2 separate regions of the Homo sapiens genome follow, and region 2 is linked to region 1. A link is an interaction called in ENCODE POLR2A ChIA-PET data of the cell type or tissue named here. Cell type or tissue: Panc1. All regions are shown on one strand. Links, peaks and the distances in the headings refer to the core of each region. The heading gives the core; the rest is flanking DNA. Region 1 overlaps HDAC9 (histone deacetylase 9). Region 2 has its middle 93 kb from the start of HDAC9.

Region 1 (4,407 bases), core at 169-4,168:
GCTAGAAATGATTAAGCTTAGCGAAGAAGGCATGTTGAAAGCTGAGACAGGCCGAAAACTAGACCTGTTGTGCCCAACAGTTAGCCAAGTTGTGAATGCAAAGGAAAAGTTTTTAAAGGAAACTGAAACTGCTACTGCAGTGAACACACAAATGCTAAGAAAGTGAAATAGCCTTACTGCTGATATGGAGAAAGTTTGAGTGGTCTAGACAGAAGATCAACCCAACCACATTCCCTTGAGCCAACGCTTTATCCAGAATAAGGCCCTCAATATTGAAGCAAAACCCTGCACCAGCAAAAAGATTACCACTCACTGAAGGCTCAGATGATCATTAGGATTTTTAAACATAGTTTTAAAATTATGTACATTTTTAAAGATATAATGCTACTGTAAACTTAATAGACTACAGGACAGTATAAACATAAGTTTAGTATACACTGAGAAACAAAACATTTGTGTGACTCACTTTATTGTGCTATTTGCTTTACTGTGTTGCTCTGGAACTGAATCTGCAATATTTCCAAGGTATGTCTGTGTGTATCCATAGTAAATATCAATTAGAGATTATATAAATCATAATATTTAGAATATAACAGAATAAATTCACCAAATGATTTCAGGAGCATAAAAATATCGAATATATTAGTCCTTTAATAGTCTTATCAGTCTTCATAGAAATAATGACTCAATGCATGCTCTATTGCTAAGAGAATCATTGCTTAGTCATTTAATTCCTTTATTTTACTTATTATTTTTTATTTAAAGTTAAGACACTCTATAGCAATAATGATACTGCTAGTCTAAAACTCAGAAGCTATGGGTTTTTCTTGAGTTGGGGAATGATTAAATCCTAGGGATTCTGCTGTGAACTGCCTGCTTATGGCTCAAGCATTCAGTGAGCTAATTTATTTTGGTTTTGAATTTTGAAAAAAAAACTGTTGTTCTCCATTAATGAAAGTTTAGAAGTTATGCTTTACTAAGTTTGTGGTTAAAATACTTCACAAAGACAAATCCAATAATGACACATCAGTTTTACATATTGAATATTAGTTTGTTACGGGGGTGAATATCTGGATCTGGAACTAACTATTCGGAGTGGAAATATGACAGATGAAAAATACAAATGCTGTTACTTCACCTTAAAATGAAAAGCTTAGGTGTGCCTGAATATAGCTGTATTTCAGGCTGCTACAAGAATTATTTTTTTTTAGGTAGTACCATTTCCTTTGTCTACTCTAAATTTTCATTTGATTTAAGCCTAACGTCTCCTTGGCAGTCAGAAGTAGCAATCAGTAGATGATCATATTTTCAAATCTATTCAAGTATGTTTTACTTTCTCAGCTTTTATTTAATCGAGCCACAGATCTTCTAAGTTAGATAGAAATTTAAATTTCATCAAATCCATTTACCTTCAGCAACTGCAGAGCCTAAGGCTGAATTTCTTCTTGTCTCAATGTTCATAATCGTTTTCTTCCTCCCTGTTATTGACATTACTTTGGTGGAAATAGGTGCTTTTGTGTGTGTGTGTGTGTGTGTGTGTGTGTGTGTGTGTGTGTGTGTGTATACAGTTTTTTAAAAAAATAGGTCTTATGGCCCCAGTAATGTAAAAAACACAAATAAAGCTTTGATGATGGCATTTTTTTAGCCATCTCATTTTGGCAACAGAAGAATTTTAACAGCTTTGTGATATTCATGTTTACTTTAAATAAGAAAATGAAGTATTCTTATTTCAAAATGCATCTCGTTGTACTTAGCCATAATGTCAAAGCAATAGAAAGAATTTAATCACAGATGAGATGCTGCAAGTAAGTGAATTAAGGAGGAAATTAAGGTTTTCTTCTCTCATTTTCTTCTTTCCTGCAATGGACATTAGATGCTTAATGATTCTATGTATTTTCACATTTTGTCCCATACACAGAGTAATGTATACATGTGTATCTCTGTAGGGAGTGTTGTCTACATCCCAACAACTATTATTGAGTATACACAATTAGCATAATCTATGCAATACTGGAAACTTCCTTTGCAATTTAGAAGGAATTCCCTGACTTTAATAATATTTCATGCATTTTTTCGAAGTCTGAGGCAACATAATCTTTTTACAGAATTTGCAGCATGAAACTAAATTCTCAGTTTCATTAAGGTGGCTTATCAGTTTTAATTTTGCCAGGTGCCATGGGGTGTTCTTGCTAGTATCAATTGCATCAAGTCTGAAGCTGATGAAAATCCAGATACAGTTAGGAAGAGGAGATATAAAAAAGAGAGATTCTAAATCAGGGTGGATCCTTTTATTGTGCTGGAGGGAAAAAGTTTGTGATACCTCTTTGATAGCAACAGTGGAGGAAATGAAGTACTGATTGCAAGCCAGGTTTGAGTTGAACATTAATAGGAGGGAAATTAACATTACCCTGATTACTGCATGTGAGAAGCAGATGCTACCCCCTCCTCTTTCTGCTGATGTAACAAAAGGCATTGTGCTTGCTCAGGATAATTGGGTTGAAATAACATATGAAGAAAGAGGTTCCTGAGTCAATATCAAAACCTCAGGAACATGCAAAGTTTTGGCATAAACAGAAGGTGGGGTTTTTCCCTCCTTTTTTGGAAGAAAAAAATTCTCTACTAATTGGCAACAGCTTGGTGCAATTGTCAGAAATACGGTGTGTTCTATTGCCTGAACAGTCAATGCCTGGCTGCCTCCCATGACCTGTCCTCATACCACCCCCAACACACAACTCACACATTTATTGCTAATTCTTCTTGAAAATTTAGCTTATAACTGCTTGAGTAACCTCCACACCCTATTCTTTCTTTGCTGTTTTAAAAGCTTCCTTCTCTGTGCTCTCATAGCTTAGCATTTTTCTGAACCAGCCCAATGGCTAGGCTGTGAGCAATTGAGATTGAGAGCAGTGGTCTTGTCTCATTGCTCATTCGTTTTTGCATGCTGCACCTTGTCTAGTCATCAACAACAAGCCTTATCTTATTCTTCCTGCCCTTCATGCCTTATCTGATGGCACACATTATGGCTTTGAAAATATTGGTTTTGTTTCAAAGATGACCATCCTAAATCACAGCAGTAAAATGCATTATTAACCAAGCTTTTGTCGCATTGAGTTTAACTATATGTCCATAGATGTGGTCATAAAACAAAATCCATTCCCTAGTATTATAATGGAGGGAAACACCAGAGCAGCTCTTTGTAGGGCTTGCCACTAGAATACTATTTACTGGTACTGGGGAGAATAAATGTGAAGGACCAATGTGGTGTAATAATTAGAAAAATAATATGAAGATACACATGTGGTGTAAAATAGATTTTTCTCCTGATTATGTATGTGTATATACAATGTTTCTTGTATATATAAACACACACACACACACACACACACACATATCTGTAAATTTATAAATAAGAGGGGAGAGCTTACATTTTAATTCTGACAAGATAAAAGAAAATTTAAGACATTTCATCCAAATCTGCCTCTCGCGTAGTGAGTATAGTTGATATACAACTGAAACGTTTGCAGAAAACCTCAGAGCAATTGAAATGGGCCTTAAATTACTACCCTCTCATAATCACCTAATCCTTCTCCCCATCTCCCCTTCCCCAATCACAAAAATGACATTCCTAAGTGTGTCAGATCTAGGTGTAACCAAACAGAATATGAACAGAGTAAAAGTCGTAATAAAAAGCTAGCTTTGTGTTCACAGATTGACTGAGTCACTGCTGGAGAAGGTGCCTTCATTAAACCTTTTAGAGCCTCTTTTTGCATATCTTCAACCACTTAGTCAGGTCCCAGTTCTGCCCGTGCCCTGCAAATCCTCAGTCCTCTTAGGGGATTGTTCTCCCTCGTCCACAGCTCCTCCTCTTCCAATCAAGGGTCTGACACTACCCATTGACCACGTTTATTTTTCTGCCTTTTGGCCCTGGGAGCTTGTCTGCTGTAGGATAAAAGTGGAATTCTCTGCTGTCTGCAGGGCTTTCCCCAGGGAACAGAGCATGAAACCCAAACTTATATAAAATCATATCCTGTTTGCAAACATCATATTCCCTTTGCTTCTCACTGATCTGGTCCTGTAAACCCCAGCACAGCTTGAGAGCCCATTCCTCATCTAAACAAATGCCATAAGCCCCTTTATACTTTTACAACCATGTCAAAAAATAATATTGCCTGCCAATAGTGATGTGATTGGAGTTGCCTCCTCTGAGCCATAAAAGAAGCGCAGAGTCTGTTATCAATTTCTCTAAGTGTATCAGGGGAATTATGGGTCGATTCAGTTCCAAGTTATAAATGACAACTCAAAAGCCGCAGAAGCGTTTGAAGCTGGGAGCTGATGACGACATTATCATAAAAGCCTGCTCGTCCTTGCTTTTGTGGGTTTTTCTGTGGCCTATCAAGTGAAGAGGGG
Region 2 (4,407 bases), core at 134-4,133, 370 kb after region 1:
GTTTGGTGATTTTTGTGACCATAAATATACTGTAGAAACTTAACTATTGTTTATATCAATTAGCCTATGGTAAAACTGATTTTGTTATACAACGTTTCTCTTAAAGTTGCAGTTTCCAAGACCTATCAATGATTAAGTGAAGATTTACTGTATTTTGTGTTTCTAAGCTTAACTATTAATAGTATAAGAAACCCTAATTTCAAGAATACAAAGTGAAGTAAAATCAATTCAACATTAGTAATTATATTATATACCTGCCTAGGCACTAAGCACTGGAAACAAGTTAGACACAGCCCTTACCCTGTAGAACTTACAGTCTAGCGTAATCCTAGCATAATTCTCCAATATACAACCTATTCTCATTCTCCTTCTTCTAATGTGACATTGCTCTTTCATTCAGGATAAATCGTTTACATGATTTATTATTTTTCCCTTTAAAAAAAACATTACATTTGTCCTGCCTATGTATGTTATATACCTCTTAAAGACAGGATGCCTCTTACATTTTTGCTGGCTTTCAACTTGTCAATCAATAGATACCTTTTGGTGGACTAACTAGATATTAAATATGAATATAACATCATTGCATTACACGACATTATATTTGTATTTTTATATGACAAGTACATGTGGTCAAAGAAGAAATTTGAAGATACGTATTGCCTCATCCTTATTGATTTCTGATTAAGGTCAACTCCCCTTTTCTTTTCTGCATTGGCCTGTCAGTTTCTCCAACATGCCGCATTCCTAGCCTCCTCGAGAGCTCTAAAAGACTCTTCTGCTGCCTACAAGGTCTCGCCCCTCTTCATGGAACTAATGCTAACTCATTCAGGTCTGAGCTTGCAGACTACTGCTTCACAGAAGCTTATTTACCCTGCCCTACCCAGGGTAGATTAAGTCTCTCCATTAAATAGACTCATAGCAAGTTCTACTTTTCTTTCCCAATGTTTACAATATGTCTTAATTACATATTTTCTTCTATAACTATTTGATTAACATATGTCTTGATCTATAAAGCAAGAACTCAAAAGGCAAGAACTGTTTTTGCCTTGCTCACCATGGTGTACCAGATCAGAACCTTGGACATAGTAGCTACTCAATAAATGTTTATGAGTGAGCCAAGCCTACCTAGGGTTCATTTACGTATTTGTTTATGCATTTATTTATTTTCATTTACTCATTATTCATTTTGCCATTTCATTCTCACAAATATACATGGAGAAATTACTAGGACTAGGCACTGTGCTAGACTCTGATGCTACAACCAAATACACAGCAGGTGTATTTTTGAATATAGAAAAAAGACCCAGGAAAATAACAAGTGCAACAGCGTGTTTCGATTTTATGATAGAAAGAAATATGGAAGTACATGGAAAGAAATAGTTAAAAATAGTTAAACCTGTTCTGCCTTCCCCCAATAAATTAGTATTGATCAAATCATAAGACCTAGTATGCCATTCTATAGTAATGATGACTTTACCGTAAGAGTCACTGAATTCCATTATTATATCTTGGATATGTTTCTATTTGAGATAAAATGGCAAATTAGCATTATCTTGCTATGTAAGTATATACCTCACTGTATTTATACACTTAACTGGGAAATTTAAGTCTGTATGTACACACAGTCAATATAATTCCCAGCTCCAAATCTGTAAATAAAGATATTTTATATCCAATTCTCAAAACATGCAATCAGATGTACAATATGAAATGAAATGTAAACATATTTCCCTAAGCCACTAATTTACTATCAAGCAAGGGACTTTTCAGGATCAAGCCGACTCTGACTCACAGCTAGGCAATTCTGTGATTGCGTTTGCTTAAGCCACAGCCAGCGTTTTATATAATCGCTCTGTTTAGAACATCAGATTTCCTGTGGATTTTTTTTAGATTTGCTATGCCACCCAAAATTTTCTCTGAAGGGTAATATAATGTATATGGCTTTTTATTGAGTCTGTTCTTAAAAGAGGTGCCTAGCCAGTAAAGAAGTGCCTGAAAGCAACCTTTCATTCAACTGTTTTACATACAAAATTCATCCCAACCATCAGCAATACCACATATGAACCAGTCTCTCACCTCTATGTTCATTATTCACACTGCTACCAGAGTGAGTTCTCCAACCCAGAAATCTTATCATGCCTCTCACTTGCCTGAAACCTTCTGAGGGCACTCCGATACATTCATGATAAAAGTCCAGCTCCTTAGCTTGGCAATCAAAACCCTCCATGAACTGGTCCCTGTTTTACACTCCCAGCTCACCACCCACCTCACTCAGTCTTTTACTTTATACTACATTGATAGTGAGAAGTTAATGGCTTCTCTATCCCCCACACTGTCTCATGCCTTTGCACAGGCTCTTTCCTCAGATCAGAACCTCCTCCTTTTCTGGCTTAAAGATTCCTACTCAGTCTTTAAGATTTACTTCATTTCATTCCTTTAGGAGGCCTTTGTTGAGCTCTCCATCCCAGGATAGACAGCTTACTCTGTTTTCCAGAACAATTTGAGCTTACTGTATTTTTATGCCTATTATATTATATTGATATATCTGTTAACCCGTCCTACTTCTGGTTAGACTACAAGATCCTTGAGAACTGAAGAACAGGGATATAAGTCTTATTTTTCATTGTATCCACCCCCTCCAAGTCAACCATGGTGTTTAACTCAAGATCAGTGCCTAACAAATATTAGTTGTTTCCTTTCTCAAAAAGGTACTGAAGGCATTTACAAAATAGATTATTGAGAAAAGAATGAAACAAGTATAAAAACAGTCATAAATCAGGAAGTGGATATGAGAAGTGCCACAAAGCAGTGTGCAAATAAAGGCCAGTGGGAGCTGAAAAAGGGAACAACAGATTGAGAATATCAACAAAAGTTATATTCGAATTGTGTTTCTCAGAATGAGTATAATTTTGATAGAAGAAAATGGAAAGAGGGCCAGAGAAACTGCCTGTATAAAAAAATACCAGAGGCAGGTAACACCAGATTGTGAACTATGAGTAGTAACTCTGGCCAAGAGAGCTGTACGTAGCAGAATATGGAAGAAAAATAAAAACGAGGCTAGGACTAGAGCATGGGTTTTTTTGAAAGCTCATGCATTTAAGTTTACTCTATACATGATGTAACTGAGGCAAAAACCAATGCAGGTTGTTGAGCACAATTATAACAAGAGAAAATTACCTATCCAGTTCTGCTGAGGCATTGAGGTTATTCTCCATCATGAATACCATGATCACCACCATGATGATCACCACAGTATACCCTAGCTCTGCCACTTTATGATTGAAAGGGACAGATTAAGTCTTATCATGCAAAGTGCAAAGCTCCCAGAAGAATGCGGTGTTTTGCAGAATATGGCCACCCCAACCACCAGCATAGCCACTCTTTGCTCCTCTTCCCAACTGCATCTTCAAATGAGGCAAACAGCCATAGAATCATGCAAAGCAGCTGTGCAAAAGTGAGCCCAAAAGATGTATACAGAGTAGAGAGGAGCTGACCTTTCCTTGAGTATAAGTTTTTCTCAAGGAGCCCTGGAAGTGACTATCAAGCTGTTTTGTTCCCTGCTAGCTGTAATATCACAATTATATCACACTTTAAGTGGATAACACTTCATTAAAAATACCAACTAAAAGCACTTTTCAAAGAGAAAACCTTTGACATGCCATGACCAAAATGATTAAAAGTAATGAAAGCTGAACAAAAAGTAGGAAGACTTATTTTCTCCAGAAAGCCCATAAACAGCCTACAAAAGATTAAATTTAGATGAGTTTCCCAAGCGTTTTTATACCACAACTAAGGCATCTGAGACTAGCTTATGCAAATTACACTACTGTTTATTTAGCTTCTGATAGCTCAATCTAAACACTCAGGCCTCAATCCATTAAAGAAAACCTAAGAGGAAAGTAAGTTTCACAAAATGCAGACGTGGTTTGCAGGATTCAATCTCCAGTTTTTGAAGGGGAATGTCACTGTAGTCTGTTCCTCCTTTTCTGGGCCTCAGGATTCATGGCTTTCATCGTACATCTACTTTCTTGTTCCTCTGCCTCTCCTATCCAGTAGAGTCCTAATTCATCTTCATCCTCCTCTATTTGACTCACATAATTGCATGTATAAATTGATGCAGGGTTCTCAACTTTTCTAAGTGCCACTTTTCAGCATCTGCTCCCATTCCAGAAACTGTCCACCTTCCTCATCCAGTCTTTTCAAGTTCCCATTCATACCTCCCGGCTATCCTCTCAATGGATGACCCCATGTCCAACTTCACAGTGAAACCAAGAAGTCATCTGGTGGGAGGGAATACTGCCAACCCCCAGTTTCTACAGCAACATGCTTGTCTGAGACCACACCCATCTTGATCTCTGTCTTCCACTTCAGTATTGTAGTAAAACATGTCCTCTTCCCTGTCAA

What was found. Peaks named below come from ENCODE experiments on the same cell type or tissue, not always from the same donor. Only the 100,000 strongest peaks of a DNase experiment are listed, where the experiment ranks them.
Region 2: POLR2A ChIA-PET joins it to region 1 with 6 read pairs; 2 of 35 experiments call an interaction of 5 or more read pairs at or near these places.

Annotation. Positions count from the first base shown.
Region 1 is chr7:18,770,520-18,774,926 of GRCh38, reverse strand. The region is part of intron 16 of HDAC9 (histone deacetylase 9); the gene reads right to left. Among named protein-coding and RNA genes, the nearest start is that of HDAC9-AS1, 130 kb to the left of the region's middle. In Panc1, for the core only: no CTCF peak of the experiment used is centred there; no DNase peak of the experiment used is centred there.
Region 2 is chr7:18,400,369-18,404,775 of GRCh38, reverse strand. It overlaps a transcript of HDAC9 not described here. Among named protein-coding and RNA genes, the nearest start is that of HDAC9, 93 kb to the left of the region's middle. In Panc1, for the core only: no CTCF peak of the experiment used is centred there; a DNase peak (open chromatin) is centred at 1,814; H3K27ac peaks cover 352 bases.